Linked DNA regions of Mus musculus: region 1 is linked to region 2. The links are chromatin loops, found by intact Hi-C in ENCODE. Cell type or tissue: heart. All regions are shown on one strand. Each heading gives the region's core, and the rest is flanking DNA. Links, peaks and the distances in the headings are about the cores only. Region 1 overlaps Galnt13 (polypeptide N-acetylgalactosaminyltransferase 13). Region 2 has its middle 130 kb from the start of Kcnj3.

Region 1 (10,597 bases), core at 1,807-9,806, 220 kb after region 2:
GTTCTCTAGAGCAATAGTTCTCAGTCCTAATTCTGTGACACTTTAATACAGCTTCTCACGTTGCAGTGACATTAAAAACATGCCACAAAATACAATAAAATTATTTTTGTTGCTACTCCTTAACTGTAATTATTGATACTTTTATGAATCATAATGTAAATTACTATGTTTTCTGATGACCATAAGTGTCCTGCAAAGAAGATCATTCAACCACCAAAGGGGTCACAACCTATAGTTTAAGAACCAGTGTTCTAGAAGACCAGAACTGATAAAATGGATTTGTTTATGTTACTTATGATATTTATGTTATTTATATTTATTATTTAATCTTTATTTACAGTTCAAACTTTATCCCCCTCCCAGTCCACTCTCCAAACATTCTACATCTCAAATCGCCTTGCCCTGTCTTCAAGGAGTTGCCCCCCATTCCCCATATCACCAGACCTCCGCACTCCATGGGGCCCCAAGTCTCTCAAGGGTTAGGCATATTTTCTCTAACTGAATCCGGACATGGCAGTCCTCTACTGTACATGCGTTGGAGTCTCATATCAGCTGGCGTAAACTGCTTGGTTGATGGCCCAGTGTCAGAGATCTCAGAGATCCAGGTTAGTTGAGACTGCTGATCCCCCTACAGGGATGCCTTCCTCCTTAGTTTCTTCCAGCTTTTGCCTAATTCAACCATAGGGTTTACTAGCTTCTGTGCTTTGGTTCAGTGTAAATATCTGCATCTGACTCTTTCAGCTGCATGTTGAGCAGTCATGATAGGCCCCTGTTTGTAAGCACACCGTAGCATCAGTAATAGTGTCAGGCCTGAGGGCCTCTCCCTGAACTGGATCCCAATTTGGACCTGTCACAAGACCTTTTTCTTCAGGCTCTTCTCCACTATGGTTCCTTCAGATAGACTTTCCTGACTGCTTCATATTCTACACTCAAAGCATGCTTGACTTTTGACACAAACTTGAATCTCCTACTATATTTCCTACAAAGCCACAGTCTCTTAGGACTATTGACTTTTGGGTGTCTCAAGATTCCATAGTTGATGTCAGTTGCTATTTAGAGTTTTAAGTTCTGGACCCTCATTACTGTAGCTGAAACTTTTATATATTGAGCCACATTACAAGATATACTATCTCCAGCCTACACAACAACAAAACGCTTTAACTTTTCCTATCACAGATGTTGGTGAGATATATTTCCTTCATTAGAAAATATATCTAAAATATTAGAAATCTTATTATACATTCTTATACACACACACACACACACACACACACACACACACACACACGTACGACAACGTCCTCTTTTTCTAATTGCCAATCTGTTGCAAGATTTTCTCGATTTTCTCTCTCCAATAATATTAGGGCAGCAGGAGGCCTGTGATTGGACAGGGAAAGGAAGGTTGAGCTAAGGGTTACAGAGACAAAGAGCATCTTGGGAGAAGGAAGGAGGCCAAGATGGAGGCAGGAGTGACCCACTGTGGCTTTAGCCCGCTACAAGTAGTTATGATATTATAAAGGTTAGAATATTGAGATAATTTGTCTAATATAGGTGGGCAGCTTGTACCATTATTAATTGGCTTGATATTATTGTTCAGGTATCTTATGTATTCAGAATTTATTGATATATAAATCTGACTAGTTAACTATAAGCGTTAAGACTTCTGATTTTAGCCGAGCGTGGTAGTGCACGCCCTTAATCCCAGCACAGGGTTAGGGAGGCAGAGGCAGGTGAATTTCTGAGTTCGAGGCCAGCCTGGTCTACAGAGTGAGTTCCAGGACAGCCAGGACTATACAGAGAAACCCTGTCTCAAAACAAACAAACAAACAAACAAACAAACAAACAAACAAACGACTTCTGATTTTACAGGGTTACTGGGTATTTGATATCTAACCACTAGGTTAGTGGTTCTATTTGGTTACTGGAATGTGGGACTGCTGACTACATGGGTTTATGGTGGAAAAGGAACTAGTGGCTCCAGAAACAAGTGAGCCAGAACTGGGAACTCAGCATTCAGACACAGCGAGGGCTAGCTAGAGAGAGTTGCTGGTGGCAGGAGCGTGGGAAGGCTGCCGGTTGTGTGTGTGTGTATGGGGGGGGGGGGAGTTGTTGTTTTTGTTTTTGTTTTTTTTTTAATATTTCCCGCTACACCAACCAAAAGTTTTTACTAGTAATAATCAGTACTTATTAGAATTAGAGCTAAGTTATAGAAATTGCTGATTTAGCATGTTTTCTGTTTTCCATTGCCTAAATTGATTTTAATAAGCATTTAGCTAAAGTTCATTCATTTTAATTAAGCTAAGATGACAAGGAGCCAATTATCTATGTGTTGTTTTTCTTCTATCAGTCAGGAGCAAATAAGAACTAAACAGTAATGGAATCTTTATGTATAAGGAACTCCATGTTCAATTCGCCATATACTCTAGACTATTAAATTTCCAGTTGCTTTTATTGTACAATTAGCTTTACATTTTTATCAGTATATATCAATTAATGGAAAGGAACAATATAAAAATTCAAATCTTCATATGTGAGTATAATCTGTTAAAAACATACATGTGTTTAAAATTCAACTTACAACATCTTTTAATCCTAGCATACGTGTAGAAAGAAGGTGTTCTGGTGTACTCCCAAGGGAAAACCATACCATGAGTAGTAAAATAATAGTAATAATCAAAATAGTTTATTGATTATGGTTTGACAACCTAAAGTTTAGAATGTGTTGTTTAGTAATTTTAGACAAAACTCTGAATGTGATGTGGTATCAAATTTTATCCTCATTTTAAAATTTAATTTGCTTTAGGTTTCACAGCTGAAGTTTAAATTACCCTGAAAACCCCTGAAAATCATTGTTTCTGCCTACTCTCAATTCTCATGCCAGACAGTCAATGTTCTTACTCGGACTTTCTGATTGTAACTCCTTTATCTTTTCCAGTATGATAGAATCAAAGTGCAGGTATCATTTGTGGTTTTTTAGAGTTTCCCATTATGAATCATATCTTCCCATAGTAACAAGGGAGCCAATTAATATTTTAAGGCCCAAGAAGCTCTGAGAAATGATGACCACAGGCAGAACAGTCCAGTCCCTTCATTTCAGTTGGCACAGATCAACATCGTCAGCTGTGAGTCAGGTCACTTGTCAAGTTCCAGAAGCACCCAGCAAGACTCTGAGTGTTATCCTATGTAGTCTTCATTGCCTTGTTTATGAAGAATATAGCCAAGTCTTTCACGATGGTGTAATCTCTTGGTGCTGCATGGTGTCTACACCTACAAATCTTGTCAATCATCAGTTCTTTCTCTATGGGGAGAGCAACTTCCACCTTTATAGAAGATCATAGAGTTTCATCCACATTCTTGTGTATCAAGATAGGTACTGAATTGATCCTCTAAAACAACATGTGTCCTTCATATTATGTTTTTTTTTTAGATGTAATAGCTTTTAGACATGTGATTAAACCTGTAGTTGATGGTTAAGATAAGGTCATATCAGTGTTGGGGGGGGGGCTTAATCCAAAATGGCGTGTGTCTTTAGAAGATACTGACACATAGACAAAAGGAGCCTTGGGAGACTATGCACAGCCTGGAGTGACTGCTTTATTGACTGTTTCCCTGTGGGCATAAATGGATGCCATGCCACACTTGGTTTCTGCAGCCATGGCAACGGGAACAGAACAATACGGTAATAAGCAGGGATGTGTCACTAACAATGCAGCTATTACTCATGCTAGAAATGGTCTAAAGATTCTTGTCTAGGATTCCAGCTGTTACATCCTCTCCCAGCTGTCTGTAATCTCAGAGATGCTACAGTATATAAGAACTGAAGGGTTGAAAGTGGTACTCCACGATGAGTCTTCTGGAAAATCACCACCCATGATGAAGTGGGATTCTCTGGTGATACAGTTGTTTAGAGGTCACACTTGATCTTATTATTATCCCTGTGTTCTATTTGAAAATCCTACAAAACTAGTTGGTGTTAACAAGCTGGATTTTTTTTTTTAGTCACACTGTGGTTTGCAATTAGTGTGGTCTGGGGATTTTGGGCATTTGTTTGCATCACCCAAAAGAGTTAGATTCATCTGCTAAAGGTGGTTTGGTTTTTTACTATGACTAGGTACATTACTTGACATTAAGATATTTTCTTGATGTTAGAAGAACTCCTGTACCTGAAGTAATTTCCTTAAACAAACAAAATGGCACCATATTTTTTAAATAACTTCTTTAAAATCCTTGATATATATGTATGTGTGTGTGTGTCTGTGTGTGTGTGTGTCTGTGTGTGTGTGTGTGTCTGTGTGTGTGTTTGTGTTTGTGTGTGTGTGTGTGTGTGTGTGTGTTTTATAAATATGTCATTCTTCTGTTAACTCCTTTGGGTGATGCAAACAAATGCCCAATCACCCCAGAGCACACTAACTGCAAAACACGGTGTAAATGAAAACTCCAACTTGTTAACAGTAACTAGTTTGGTAGAATTTCCTTACAGAACACAGGTAAGTGGTAATAATAAGATCAAGGGTGACCTCTACACAACTGTATCACCAGAAATTCATGAATATATGTGTGTGTGTGTGTGTGTGTGTGTGTGTGTATGTATTCAATTAAGCACACACATATAATATACATTTGTGTGTGTTTAGCACTCTAGATAAAAATACTTATTATAAAAATATTACAAGTCCATATACTATATATATATATACACGTGTGTGTGTGTGTGTTTGTGTGTGTTTGTGTGTGTGGTCTTTTTCACTTTTCTCTTAAATCTTTAGCCTAAGCAGCTGAAGAGAAGCTTGGTTCTAACAGCACAAGCTGCAAAGGCTAGAAATTTGTTATATCCTGCGTGTCTTCAGCAAACTGCTCAGGAGCTGGGCGCCATCTGCTGGCTTTGTACTGTCACAAAGGTTTTTTGTTATTATTTTTTAATTTTTATTTTTAGAGGAATATCAGATATGGTACATAGGAATTAGCTTTACTACACAAGTTGCAACTTCCTTTTCTTTAGGTTCTATTTCATAAATTATTTTTGTTACATTCTTTGTAATTATATTTACTATAAAATGTCAAAGCCTGAGGGTTGTCCATATATCATGTCCATTGCTTCACTCTCTAGATTAAAAGATACACAAATACTACAAAATTATACTACAATAACACCACCCTTATCTTCCTGTTGTAATAAATATAAAACACTCACATTTGTCAGAAAAAATACAGAAAAATAAAAACTAAAGATTGTTTACCAATAAAATGTAGGCTTTTAGCAAGTTAAAATTTATTTCTTAAAACATTTTATTTGTCTATGTTTCTCTCTACCTTTCTCTGTAATTTTGACGCCTTTCTCTGTATTTTTGACTATTTTGAAATAAGCAAAATGGTTTGGAGCTCCTCAGTGAAACTGTTCAGTAGAGATTTCCTCAGGTGATAATTTTTTCTAATCTCTAATTCAAGTTTCAAGTATAGACAGTCAGCCAAGTTTTTTGTGTAGAGGAGACTATAACATATTTGGCTCCCAACTATGATCCTTAAGGGGGCCTTACATACTTAGAGAACACCTGCAATGTATTACAACTTTATTATTCTAAAATTCTATCACTAAAAACAAGTTTGGTGATAGAATACAGGCTCTATCTGTAAGGTGCTTGGTGTATCAGCATGGAAAGTGAGGTTCATACAAAGCCAAGAGTGGTGATGTACACTTGTAGTGCCATTGCAGAAGAGGAGGAGACAGACAGATCACAGGGCTGACTAACCAATTAGGTTTCCTTAATTGGAGAAGCCCAGATCCCTGAGAAGAGACCCTGTTTTAAAAATCAAGATGGATGACTTTTCAAAGGAAATAATTTTGTCCATGACTGATGCCTAGCATCCAGAAGGATGAGTGTGCATGCTCACACAAATGCACATACACATATACCCACGCCTGCATATACATATGTGTTTGTGCACATACAAAAGCAGGATGTTGGTGTGTGCATTAATGCAATGACCTCATCTTATTTTCAACATCACTTGTGAAATTGTAACTATTGCTCCTCCTAATGTACTTTATATAACATGATGTTTCTTTTTGTATGTCCAGCAAATTGTCTTATTTGTTCTCCCCAGTAGGCTATGTGCAGGATCATTCCCACTTCATTTTGTGAAAGAGAAGGGACACCGACATCCCCTTATGTTTTTTCATTGGGTCTTTGTGAACATGCTTTACTAGACAGATTATTTTCTACTTACCACAGGCTGACATCATTTATGTACTCTCTGTTATTGGCAAAGAGGGAAATCGAGGTCTTTGGAAAGCTAAACACTCATGGAGCTTTGAGTACATTACTTTCCAGAGCTATAGATACAGTGAAAGAAAAGCCTTGGTTTCTTTTTCTGAAACAAGGAATATAGATGCCTTATATTTGGGAGCTGTATTCAAGTTAGGATAATAGAATTCACCTATGCAAGCTATAATATCAAATACCTGAATACTAGAAATCATCTATGGTAAATCCAGGCAAAATTCTATTTGGTTGCATCCTACCTTAAAATTTCCACTAGAAATTCTTGTGTAAAATCTTACTCTCCCAATGACAGTACCAAGACTGTTTTCCCAGTTGGTACTTTCTGGCAACTGAAGAAGGAGCTACTATTAGTCCAATAATTGCTTCCTATACCAGAGTGAAATCCCTGTCTTTGAAATACTTGACTTCTCTTTGTAGAAAACAGAACAAGAGTATGAGATAATACAATAAGCCACAAACATTAAACGAATAAACACTTAGACCAATTTTTATGTTGTCACCCTAGATGGCTATTAAAGCCTCCCATTTTTAATAAAATTGATAGCAAAATGGGTACACTCTCAATACTTTATTTCCTTTAAATGGCTTAAATATATCCATATTTTGTTACTGCAGGATTAATGATTTTAAGTAGGAAAGTTAAGTCTAATTGAAAATCTTTCCTCATCCATTTTGCCAAGTAGGTCTCCTTGAATTTGCAGATGTTCCTTGATTGTGGGTGTAGTACAATGTACAGATGGCACAATGTTCCTATGCTCTGGTGCACTGTCCTATATAAAGTTCTTCCCCTGTGTATGAGGTTGTGATCATGACAGAAAAGTGACTCCCAGATGGTGTTATGTAAGATGTTATGTAAGACCTCAAACTAGACAACAGAGAAGTTTCTACTGCTTGTGGATGAGTTGGTTGCTTGGAGGAGGGCCCATGGCAGGGAACTCAACTGAACTTCTGTACCTTGCAGAAGTCTTCAAAGCAAAGAAAGAACAATGCGCTCAGCCTTATGCTTACAAGAATGCAGATTTTGACAGTAACTAGGAAGCTTAAAAAGTAATCCATAGACGGAACCATAGCATCACTCAAAATCTTGACTATTGATATATAAGACTCAGAGCCAAGTCAGAGACCTGAATTTTATAATCTCAAAATTTCAAGTGTCCAGTTTTAGCCAAACCACTGTGCTTTTGTGATAAACTGAACATATCATATAAGCATCTAGGAATAAAAATAGTTTGACCCTATTTAAACTCCCTCCAACCCTGTTCTCTGTGTATTTGTTATGTGTAATTTCTGTAATAAATTAAAACTATCATCATTAATAAAAAAGTAAATTTTTGAAACACGATCTTTTTATGCACCCCTAGCTACCCTACTATTTGCTATCTAGACCAGAATGGACAATTTTTTCTTGATACTACTTTTTCTTCTTTCTTTCAAAGTTTCATTATTTTTTAAAATATTATTTGCAGAAGAAGTAATATGAATCTATGGGTAGGATAGTATTGAGTAATGGGAGATCTTATGTACACACACACACACACACACACACACACACGCACCCACACACATGCACCCACACACTCACTCACTTCAGACTCTTTCATTGGTTAGGAACATAGCAAAGCAAGATATTGTCATAAAAATGTGAACAGCAAATGGTCTTCAAAAGAAGTTGATGCAATATTCTCTGTAATAATGTTTATTAGAATGAATGAGCTTCAACTCCATGACTGCGACTTCAGGTGTAGTGAAAGATTATTCTTTTTTTTTAATTTTTTATTAGGTATTTAGCTCATTTACATTTCCAATGCTATACCAAAAGTCCCCCATACCCACCCACCCCCACTCCCCTACCCACCCACTCCCCCTTTTTGGCCCTGGCGTTCCCCTGTACTGGGGCATATAAAGTTTGCAAGTCCAATGGGCCTCTCTTTCCAGTGATGGGCGACTAGGCCATCTTTTGATACATATGCAGCTAGAGTCAAGAGCTCCCGGGTACTGGTTAGTTCATAATGTTGTTCCACCTATAGGGTTGCAGATCCCTTTAGCTCCTTGGGTACTTTCTCTAGCTCCTCCATTGGGAGCCCTGTGATCCATCCATTAGCTGACTGTGAGCATCCACTTCTGTGTTTGCTAGGCCCCGGCATAGTCTCACAAGAGGCAGCTACATCTGGGAAAGATTATTCTAAAACAATGCTATATATGGAGATTTAATATCAAATGAAAGAAGGGTAGAAGATAGATAGATAGATAGAAAATAGATAGATAGATAGATAGATAGATAGATAGATAGATAGATACATAGATAGATAGATAGACAGAGAGACAGACAGATATATAGACTTGTTATTGGAAGAAGTGTCTCTGGTGGTGGTCTTTTGAGGCTTTAGAAGTCCATGCCAGGTCTAGTGGTTCTCTCTTCTCTTCTTGTTGCTTGTGGATGCAGATGTAGAAGTCTCAGCTTTGTCTCCAGAGCCATCCTTCCCAATAATGGACTAAACCTCTGAACTATAAGCCAGCCCCAATTAAATGTTTTCCTTTGCATAAGTTTCTGTGTCTATGATGTCTCTTTGTTGTGATAGAACACTAAGACCAAAGGAAAGGTTTGATTTTATATACCCTTTTAAGGATAGCAGGGAGTTTCATACCGCATGATTTCATTCAGGATAGTGTATGTGACAGGGTATGTGGAGGAAAAATCACCATAAACTTAGAGGTGGAAGTCACAGCACAGACTGTTTAATTCTGGGAGTATGTATGGACATTACCTACCTCTAGGGAGGTGTGACCTGATTCAGGCTTTAGTGTAAGGCTGAAAGGTACCGTATGCATATACGTTTTTTCTAATAATATATACATATGCTGTGTGTGTGTGTGTGTGTGTGTGTGTGTGTGTGTGTGTGTGTGTGTGTAATGCCATGACCCAAAGCAAAGCAACTTGGGAGGAAGATTTATTTCAACTTATACTTACACAACACAATCCATCACTGACGTAAACCAGGGAAGAAGTTCAAGCAAGAAACTTTAGCACACCACCAGAAGTTTTTTTGCTGCTTCCAAAAAACTCTCCATGGAGTCTCAACAAATGCAGCTCAACTATGCAATGTAAGGCGGACTAACATAATCATGACATTATACATGAAACTTCATCACTTGTCCTTTCATGTGCTTGTATGATCAGAACACACCTTCTCCTGCGTCTGCTTCAGTCAAATGTTCCTTCATGAGTCTGCCTTAGTCTTACACCTGTATTCACTTCAGGAAACACTCCTTAAATGTTTGCTCAAGCAAAACACCAACTAACACAAGTGACTCTCCAAAGAACCCTTAAGTTTCCACTTGTGAAGTATGAGTTATGAGAGGTGCAAGTCTTGTTAAGTGAATGCGCATTGTAGAAAACTCTTATTAAACAAGGCTGAGGCTGCATGTAAATTATCTTCTCCATAACAATACAGCATTTTAGTTCATAAAAATAGTTTTTCAAAAGGTCTAGTAATCAATTAACCAAATCCATACAAGGGTACATATGTTTTTCCATATTTTTCCATATAAGTATACTGCTTTAGATTGTCTTATAAAAATGTAATGAATTAAAGCTTGGGATTATTATGGGGATATCCTCGAATTTTGTATATTAACAGAATGTTTCTTTTGTTCTGTTGCATGCCTTGACATACTCTGGTATCATCATTTCACAAAAAGCCTTCGCCCAATCTGTCTTTTCAGGCAAGCTTAGTCTGACTCTCCTCTTGTATTGTTCCCATTCTCCCTTTTCCATATCTTCTGTTCTTATCAAAATTCATAGATGAACTGTTTAGAATTTGAATACGAAGCATAACTAAACTTTTAAAAAGATGATATTTTTGCAATACTGACATAAGGAATGAAAGGGTACAAAGAATAAACTCAAAGATGTAACTTATTTAAAACATTGCACTTCATATAGATTATGTGTGGGAATATTTTTGGTGGGAGTGAGAAGAGCAGGGAATACAATCATATAAATATTTGAAAATCACATAATGAGGCCCACTTAATATGCTAAGAGATACTTTTTCATGAACATTTGTCACTGAAAATGACTACTGTTATAAAGAAATAACACAATAGGATGGGCAATATTTTTGAAGTGATAGATGGTGGTTCTACCATTCACAAAGACTTAGTGTATTAGGCCTCTTTTCTAATTTGATGTGATGTTTATGGTCACTCCCCCAATGGCTTCTGACATTTTTCTTCTTAACTCCTATATTATTTCCATATATAAGCTAAAATAAAGAACTAGGAACTTGACTAGTTAAAGCCATATCAGTGCATGC
Region 2 (10,597 bases), core at 1,268-9,267:
AAAAATGATCATATACCTATTAAATTAGTGTATTATATATAGCCTGCTATAGAAAAATATATATGGTCTGTTTTCAAACACTGAGAAAATAGGCAAGTAAGAACAATGACATAGAGCCTGAAAGGATGTATGCGATTTGTGGACAGTCATTGGAATAGGGAGCAGTTGGAGAACTTCATTCAAGTGATGGACACTCATGAGCTATAGATAAGTTATTTTTTGAAGCAAAATTATATAAAAACAGATGTTAGGTATCATTTAATTGAATTATCCATTTCTTTCAAGTGAGAAGTTAAAGCAGTATAAAATTTGTAGAGATGTATAAATATGCATGCATTTGCAAAACCATTCTATGTTGCTGAACTGTCTCCTTTGTAATGAATATGAACTGCATCACTTGGCAATCAGAAAAACTTGAAAATTTATGACCAAAGAAAAATTTTAATATAATTTCATTGAAGAATGACTGTAATTGGAAACTAAATTAACATCCCAAGCTAAAAGTAGACAACTAGCTTTTTAAATGTCTGGATAAAATGAATTTTGAAACAATAAAAATTTAAAATATCTTTTCACTATCTGTATATTTCCAGCACATAGGAAAACACTAATGATATTTCCTGAATCTCAAAAAGTTTACATGCACCAAACCCATACTTTCCACAACTGCAATTTGTAATTTTCATTAATGAATTCTAGAAATGTATGTTCAGATCTTCATGAAAATAATTAATAAAAATTATAAAACTAATACAAAACTTTTATGTATTTTAGCATTTTGGTTGTTCTTGAAGCTATATTTTACACTTAGCTTGAATAATATAAATTTATAGTAGTTGAGTCTTGAGAGATGGCTCAGTGGGTAAATGTTTGTTGTATAAACAACCTAATTTCATTACTCTACAGCAAGATAAGAGGTAGAGACGGGAGATTCCTGAATCTTATAGGGCAGCTAGTCTAGGCCACTCAGCAACAAAGATGAGATGATATCTCAAACAAAGTAAACGTAAGGAACAACACCCAAAGTTGTCTTTAAGTACACACACACAAGTACACACACACACACACACACACACACACACACACACACACACACACACACACAGAATGGTGCAGAATCCTCTAACCACCACTTAGGATTCTTGAAAATCCAAACAGTGTCAATACATTCAACTGTAGAAGCATTTATGCAAACTGCTAGTGGAGTATATAAAAGAATAATTTAAGTTATGAACATAATTCATTCCAAATGTGAAACAATGTTAATATGAATTTACTTAGCTTCCATGAATTTGTTACCACAGTTGCACAGTATCTACATCCAGCATTAAATCCTGTAGCTAAGTATCAAAATGCTTTAAAATAATGTATTTTGAGACATAATTTCTACATCCTATTCACTATGCTATAACACAACTTTTATATTTTATCTAATTGGCATGAACTTGTGAAGGAATATAAAATGTGTCTCTTTTTATTTAAGAAAAAAATGCCTCTTAAGCTTCAGAATCTTGAGTATACTGAGTCTCATAATTATGGGAAACAAAGACACAGACTCAAAAATGTGGACTATGAAAATGTGAGCGAGCCTTAGAAATGAAGCCATAGTTAGTTATAATAACATTCAGTCTTCTCCTAAATCTATGTGTAAATTACTATTTTGTTTTGCAATTATGAATTGAAGCGAGAGGTGGGGGGAGGTGGGAGAATATATAGGGAATTCATAAAATCTATTATTCATAAGCAGAGCTATGCCAATGAGAGGATGTTAAGAAGGCTAGGATTCATGCCTGGCACTCCTCTTAATACTCACCCAAAGGTACCTTCAGAAATCACAGATTTCTAAGTCACAGGGGTCACAATGCACTTTGGTATGATAGATGCACCTAGCAAAAAGCCCCATTCATCTTTGAAGAATGGATATGTTTTCCCCACACAAAATAATTCAGAAGAGAGAAAAGAAAATTATAAGCTAATATTTCTTAAAAATCAGAGAAAAGGCAGGTAGAGAGAGATGCTTACCTTAGCCCACAATAAGAAATGCATTTGAGAATAATTATACCACATATCAACTTAAAATGTGCTCTTGAGGCATAAACCAAGGCAAAGAAATAGAAGTAGTTTTTCAAAGCAAGGTAAAAATGAGGCATAAAGACTAATAAAACCAATAATATTTGTAAATGATAAAGTCAGTTATACAGTAGTTTTACACCAACAGTCCTGGTACTTTAAAATGTTTAGATATAATTTCAATTAAATTTACTTCTGTTTTAGAAATGACTCCCTCAGCAATAATCTACCTTAATATATATAGAAATAGAAGAACTCAAAGATTCCTTAGGGAAAATTGTTGCAGCAACAACCCTTCTATATATATGCGTGAAATTGAGGAGGGGGTAGGGAATCAAGCTGAAATGTCGTGGACTATGGAAAACAGAGTTGACTTTTAAGGGTGAAATAAAAATTCTAAGGGACCTGTAAAGACTGAAATGACCTTATTGCATGTGATATGAATGAATTTTAGCTTTGGTACCTCTGGCCTTAGACAGTTTTGGAGATACCTTCTGACAATTTAAAGTTGATGAATGGAGCTACTAAAATCCTGACAAGGAGACTGTACACAGAGATGATGCTTCAGGAGGGAGTGAGGAATGCATTACCTACCAAGGTAGACTGGTAGCCAAACACTACTTAAGAGAGACTGGAAACTATGTCCAATTTTCTGAGGAACCAAATTGGACATAGTACTACCGGAGGATCCAGCAATACCTCTCCTGGGCATATATCCAGAAGAAGCCCCAACTGGTAAGAAGGACACATGCTCCACTATGTTCATAGCAGCCTTATTTATAATAGCCAGAAACTGGAAAGAACCCAGATGCCCCTCAACAGAGGAATGGATACAGAAAATGTGGTACATCTACACAATGGAGTACTACTCAGCTATTAAAAAGAATGAATTTATGAAATTCCTAGCCAAATGGATGGACCTGGAGAGCATCATCCTGAGTGAGGTAACACAATCACAAAGGAACTCACACAATATGTACTCACTGATAAGTGGATACTAGCCCAAAACCTAGGATACCCACGATATAAGATACAATTTCCTAAACACATGAAACTCAAGAAAAATGAAGACTGAAGTGTGGACACTATGCCCCTCCTTAGAAGTGGGAACAAAACACCCATGGAAGGAGTTACAGAAACAAAGTATGGAGCTGAGATGAAAGGATGGACCATGTAGAGACTGCCATATCCAGGGATCCACCCCATAATCAGCTTCCAAATGCTGACACCATTGCATACACTAGCAAGATTTTACTGAAAGGACCCAGATGTAGCTGTCTCTTGTGAGACTATGCCGGGGCCTAGCAAACACAGAAGTGGATGCTCACAGTCAGCTAATGGATGGATCACAGGGCTCCCAATGGAGGAGCTAGAGAAAGTACCCAAGGAGCTAAAGGGATCTTCAACCCTATAGGTGGAACAACATTATGAACTAACCAGTACCCCTGAGCTCTTGACTCTAGCTGCATATGTATCAAAAGATGGCCTAGTCGGCCATCACTGGAAAGAGAGGCCCATTGGACACGCAGACTTTGTGTGCCCCGGTACAGGGGGACGCCAGGGCCAAAGGGGGGGAGTGGGTGGGTAGGGGAGTGGGGGTGGGTGGGTAAGGGGGACTTTTGGTATAGCATTGGAAATGTAAATGAGCTAAATACCTAATAAAAAATGGAAAAAAAAAAAAAAAAAAAAGAGAGACTGGAAACAGAAAAGAAAGGCCAGTTAGCCTTGACCACCAGTCAGCCACCTTGCTGCTTTTGGTTGCAGGGACTTATAAAACAACTTTAAAATGATTTATATGCTCTAATAATTAACTTGGAGAAAGTCGAGCATTGACATTAGCTGTTTTACCTTCTTCATGAATGGAATTTCATGGTAAAGTCAAGGAAGTAAGTCTACATTTAACTTAGTTATCAGTTCCATGATCTTTTTGGTGACCATTTCCAGATTCCTACACTAAGTGCCAAATGCTCAAGGACAAAATAAGTAGTCCCCAGAATTCAATAGCCATTATTTCATTTCTCCATTTTATGATCCTATTTGCAATTATGTTTTTATTATATTTACAATAAAATTTATATCAAACTGTTGCTGTTCCTTTAAGAAGTCATAGTACTTTACCAGTTCGCACTCTGAAATCAATGGTATCGCCATTTTTAAGATCAGGACTCTAGTCATAGTTACTATCCAAAAGGATCAAAGATGGATGCAATGTGACCCAGAAGTTCCTTCTCTTCATTTTCACACTCACTGCCTGATGCTACCTTACATGTGTGAATATGTTGGTCAGCTGTAGTGTCATAGCTGGAAATGATTTTTCTAGAAATGCTTTCCCCTTTTCCAGAAGAATCTGGAAAAACAACAGAAAGAGCAGATAGACCACGGAAACAGATTTTAGGCAGAGATCTGATGGGAAGTGAGTTAACTTTCACCCTTACCTGACATTTTAACTTGCATTTCTACAAACTAGTTCTGTCAGGGATAATATTATACTTATATTCCAGGTTTTTTTGTTTTTGTTTTGTTTTGTTTTGTTTTGTTTTGCTTTGTGGTTTTTTTTGTTTTTGTTTTTGTTTTTTTGTTTTTATGTTTTTTGTAAAGTCCATGTTCAGGTAAGAATGTGGCGACAAATAAACCTCTTCATCCTCTATCAAGGAAACTTCATGTTTCAGCAGATAAAGAACAGTATGGAAAACACAAAAGTCAAATGCAGAGTTGGAGAGACTAGTTCTATTGGATAAAATACTAAAACAAAACAAAACAAAACAAAACAAGAACAACAACAACAAAAATGCTCACAGTTATGGTTCAGGGACCATTGCAGAAAAAGAGATAGAAAGATAGTAAGAGGCAGAATAGCAAGAAGTTTGCTGTGAGACTGCCCTTTCTAATAATATCAGAAACTACACTCATACACTCTTCACAGGATTACTGCATAAACTTAACCCAAGGAAGAAATATAGCAGTAGACAGGCCAAAGGGGAATGGGAAAGAATGACAAGAACTCAACCCTACACAAAGATCTATAAGTAATTAAGGAATATTGAAAATAGGAGAAAGAATCTTGTCCAAGGAAGAGTACATGAATTGGTTATCCAGCACCAAATGGCTAGCCCTACAAACTTACATACAGGTAGCATTATAAAATGCGAATAAGTTATGTTTAGGAATATATGTGTATATACATATGGGTGTAACAACCATTAATGGAAAAAAAAGCTGTGAATTTGAAATAAACAAAGGTATATGGAAGGGTGTGAATGGAGCAAAGGGAAAGTAGAAATGATTCAGTTATAATATCAAACATTACAAAAGAAAAGATTAAACAAAATAAAAACTTGGAAACCAATCAACCAAACCAAACCAAAACAAAAAGAATGTGGCCAGAGGGCTTTGGATGGCACACTGCTCCCTCTGCTGGACAGTGGAGGGCAGAGTAGAGAATAAAGTATCTTCAAATTTAAAAGTTTCATATGATATCTAATTTTCTTCACACTGATAGAGAAATTAATATAGATAATGATAAACCTAAGAAATTTAAAGGCACAATGGCTACAAATCATTGAGAATAAGAGCCTCTAGTAAAACCTTTCTCTAAGTACAGATGTGTCTTCTCTGCCCCGCCCATTTAATTTTTTAATCAATGCAGAAATCAAAGATGATTTTTCATCTGAGCATTGCTATTGATTTGTTTTGAAGACAAAACTAGCATTTCTGTCTCAAATCAGTAATGTGTATATATTTGGTACATGTGTACACACTATGCATACTTAGAACATCTTCTGTCACCATGCACATAGTACATACTTTAAACAATTTCTGTCTGTGAGTCATCCCTGTGTACACATTGTACATGTACTAAAAGTCTGCTATTTGTATACCATCCATAAAATTTATTCTTCTGGAAATGTATTCCATTCTAGAAAAAATATCATAAATGAATGCTTACATGGCAAAGAAGGTTATAGCAATGACAATTTAAGTTTAAGTTTACTGCAGTGTAGACATGATTCTTAATTAAGTATAGTAGCAAATATGGCAAAGAAGAGTCTGAGTCATTTGAAACTTTAAGATATAATTTAAACTCACATATATTAAAGTAAATGGTGAAATTCATGGTTTCTTACTCATTTTCATTCATTCACTCAACAAATGCAATACTGACTATGTAATAGGCTCTGAGATGAGTATAGGAAAAGTTTACTTTTATCAGCATTCCCAAATCAAACCCAAAATAAGGATTTGATTGCAAGTTATTTCTTTGGAAAGTGACTTAAAGAAGCACCTGGGGCTGGTGAGATGGCTCAGTGGGTAAGAGCACCCGACTGCTCTTCCGAAGGTCCAGAGTTCAAATCCCAGCAACCACATGGTGGCTCACAACCATCTGTAACAAGATCTGACGCCCTCTTCTGGAGTGTCTGAGGACAGCTACAGTGTACTTACATATAATAAATAAATAAATCTTAAAAAAAAAAAAAAAGAAGCACCTGGTTATGGGCAGAGGGAAGTGGGACAGGGACAGAAGGAAGCCAAATAAGGGCCCTGATTGGGAAGTATACTATTGAAGCTGCTGGAGTTCTTCATGTAGGATTTTGGAAGCCACAGTAGAGCATTGCCTCAGAGCCACTCCCTGTGAGGACCACAAGATGTAGAATATTTTCTATGATACGTTTAATGAATTATCAGTTAAGGGTTTCACCAATGTTGGAAAGGATGGACCTTGCATACAGCACTGTAAGCAGAGGTGCTCTGCCATTCGAGGAAGCTGAGGCAAAGAGATCTTAGCTTCAAAGAACAAAAAGGTAAGGCCCAAGGAATAAAAGAATACCATCTGCCAGTCTGCTAGAGAATAGCATCATGGTTAGAACACAAAATCCAGCCTTAACGAGATCACAGCTACTAAGACAGAATATGGCACAAGGATAATGGTCGATGGATCTGGTTACAGCAGTTCTTTAGAAGTAGAGAAAATTGTAATTATTAAGATTGGCAGTTGATGAGTTAAAGAATAGAAGCATTAGCTGGTTGATGAATTTGGACCTAAAAAATATCTGAGGATCATCAGAAAATTGGACATAGTTCTACCAGAAGATCCAGCAATACCACTCCTGGGCATATACCCAGAAGATGCTCCAACTTGTAATAAGGACACCTGCTCTACTGTGTTCATAGCAGCCTTATTAATAATAGCAAGAAGCTGGAAAGAACCCATATGTCCCTCAACAGAGGAATGGATACAGAAAATATAGTACATGTACACAATGGAGTACTACTCAGCTATTAAAAACAACAAATACTCAGCTATTAAAAACAACAAATTCATAAAATTCTTAAGACAAATGGATGGATCTCAAGGATATCATCCTAATTGAGGTAACCCATCACAAAAGAACACACATGATATGCACTCACTGAGAAGTGGTTATTAGCCCAGAAGCTCAGAATACTCAAAATACAGTTTGCAAAACACATGAAATTCAAAAAGAAGGAAGACCAAAGTGTGGATACTTTGATCCTTCTTAGAAGGGGGTACAAAATACCCATGGAAGAAGTTACAAAGTCCAGAGCAGAGACTGAAGGAATGACCATCCAAAAATTGCCCCACCAGGAGATCCATCCCACAAGCAACCACCAAAACCAGACACTACTGCAGATGCCAACAAGAGCTTGCTGACAGGAGCCTGATATAGCTGTCTCCTAAATGGCTCTGCCAGTGCCTGAAGTGGATGCTCATAGTCATTCATTAGGCAGAGCACAGGGTCCCCAGTGAAGGAGATAGAGAAATTACCCAAGGAGCTGAAGGTGTTTGCAGCCTGATTGGAGGAACAACAATATGAACTAATCAGTAACCCCACTGGTTACTCTCTGGAACTAAACCATCAATCAAAGAAAACACATGGTAGTACTCATGGCTCTAGCTGCATATGTAGCAGAGAATGGCCTAGTGGGTCAACAATGGGAGGAGAGGATCTTGGTCCTGTGAAGGTTTTATGCTCCAGTATAGGGAAAATTCTGGGCTAGAAAGTGGGTGTGCGTGAGTTGGGGACCAGGCAGAGTGGGGAGAGGATAGGGGATTTTCGGAGCTGAAACTATGAAAGGTGATAACATTTGAAATGTAAATAAAGAAAATATCTAATAAAAAAGTAGAGAATATTGTAATTATTAAGATCGGCAGTTGATGAGTTCAAGAACAGAGGCATGTGCTGGGTGATGAATTTGGACCTAGGTAATAACTGAGGATCATCAGAGAGTAGTTTAATTGCAGATGCTATGGGGATTAAAGAGAAAATCAAGGGCTTTTATTTTGATTGTAATAATACTGAAAGCCAGAAAATGTAGAAACAGAAAAAAATTAAAAAGCAAACATAGTTTGTGAAGAGTCTCAGTGCAGAAGTGGTGAGATATTTAATGAGGAGAAAACTGAATATCCTTTGTGATTTTCTTAATAGATCAGAAAGATGTCGTGTTCTTCTTACTCATAAATGTAGGTCATTGGTCATTCCATATCAACCCATTCAGGGTTAAAAATCTTAGCTGATGGAAGTGACACCAGTGGAAAAGTATTTACAAGGAAATACTTCTAATATTCCATCACACACTATGCTTTTTATCATTTGTTGCCGTATCTTACTTGGACCATCAGAAAAGTATAAGCCTGGGTCACATTATTTCAAGTTTGTTGAATGACTTTTATAGGACAGTGAATGTTTGGTGTATCATTAGGCTTTGTTGTGAGTTGGAGATAAGTGGCCATGTTAAATTTGTTATGACTTTTCACATGAATTTATCTAACTAGATAATTATGTGATCTAATTCTGGTTTGCCTATCATGGGATTGTTTGCTTACTTCAATTGAAGAAATGGTGAAAAAAAAGCAATAATGTACTAACTTGGTTCACTGTTATTACCCTGATCAAAAGAAGCTAAGAACAAACAAAGTTCACTTGGTTTTTAGATTCAGCTTATAAGTAGTTTGTCATATCTCTCACCTGTGACTTTCTAAGTACATTTTTATTATTTTCATCATAGGTTCTATTGTATAAATGAGAGTTTATTTGCAATAAAAAAAACAAAAATAAAATCCAAAGTGTAAACAATTTAGGAACAAATGTAAATTTAAAACAAATTTTAAAATATGAATATGCAAAGGGACTGTGGCTATACCTAGAAGGACAGACCATTTATTCTGTTACCCAAACCTATGATGCAAAAATCCTTGCTCTGCCTCTGCCAGTACATGTGCTTTTCATGCTGATGCAGTTTACAGTCAGCAGGGAGTCTAGATCATAAATATGCCTGGCGCAAAGCAAAGCAGCTCATTTTCCACTTCTATAATTCTAAGAAGAGGGTCCCAATTCACAAAAGCTCAATTTATCACTTTGAACACATCTATTTGTATCATATCTAAGGAATACTTCCAAGAGGTATAGTATATTCCATAGAACTTAAAAAAAAATCTTGTTGGAAATAGGTTTAAAACCTGTTCTGAATTTGAAAATTGTTTATAACAAAGTACTATAAATGTTGTTTATTTCCTCAGATGGAGGAATACGATGAGAGCCATATCCAAGCTTTACAGATACATGGCTTAAGCTAAACCCATCATGTTTCAATCTATCCCTAGGCCTAGGCCTGGCAGCTTCTAGCTTCTCCAAGCCCAGACCATGAAGGCTCCAGCTGCCAAACTCTTTCCTCAGTCACAGGCTTAGAATGCTTCATGCTCCAAGATTTATAGCTCAATAAACTCACCTTTGAGCTCTTTCTGAACTCTGGATCGCTATTTCATCTTTGCTGTTCTGGCCCAAATGCCTGTCTAAGCTGCCTGATTCAAATTGGCTTCTCAAGGCTTTTGACTGAATGTCTCTGCTTAAAAACACTCCCTCTGAATTCCTTGAACTGAATTACACTGACTACACCAACTAAACTGCTCTGAACTGGACTACTTGCTCTGAAGTGGATTGCTCTTAACTGAACTGCTCTGAACTGAACTGAGCTCAAAGCACTCAAGTACTCAAGTGAACTGATATCTCTCTCTCTCTCTCTCTCTCTCTCTCTCTCTCTCTCTCTCTCTCTCTCCCTCCCTCTCTCTGTCCCTGTACTGCTCTTAAGTTACCTCTTTCCTGACTGTTGTCCTCATAGGGTAGCCATTAGGCATACCCTATCTCCGACTTATCTGTCAAACTTTCTTTGATTTACCACTTTGTCTGCCCCTCAATTAGACTTCATTGTTTGGGATTAAAGGTGAGTACTAAAGACAAGTTCTGTTATAGATGGGGAGATTAAAGTTATGTATTCTAGCCAAAGGGATGGTGTGTATTGAGTCTGCATTCTAGTCTGATCACACAGACCTAAAAGGTCTTTAGATATGATCCCTTGCCACAGCAACCATATTTTTGAATTAAAATTTCTCAGCAAAATAGTGACTTTAGTCCTTAACCTACAAAGTTAAGAGACTGTAAAACAAAGAAATAACAGCAGCTTGTTCTCCTTCTTTGCATTTTACAGTACAGGGAGTCTGGAAGGGCCCAGA

Evidence for each region. Hi-C counts contacts between places; a loop is a spot of excess contacts. Peaks named below come from ENCODE experiments on the same cell type or tissue, not always from the same donor. Only the 100,000 strongest peaks of a DNase experiment are listed, where the experiment ranks them.
Region 1: a loop joins it to region 2, with 2.4 times the contacts of the local background. A loop is called at or near these places in 3 of 42 quality-filtered maps.

What each region holds. Positions count from the first base shown.
Region 1 is chr2:55,084,775-55,095,371 of GRCm38, reverse strand. The region is part of intron 11 of Galnt13 (polypeptide N-acetylgalactosaminyltransferase 13); the gene reads right to left. Among named protein-coding and RNA genes, the nearest start is that of Kcnj3, 350 kb to the left of the region's middle. In heart, for the core only: a CTCF peak has its summit at 4,878 (motif pointing left); no DNase peak of the experiment used is centred there.
Region 2 is chr2:55,301,462-55,312,058 of GRCm38, reverse strand. No RefSeq gene overlaps it. Among named protein-coding and RNA genes, the nearest start is that of Kcnj3, 130 kb to the left of the region's middle. In heart, for the core only: a CTCF peak has its summit at 5,483 (motif pointing left); no DNase peak of the experiment used is centred there.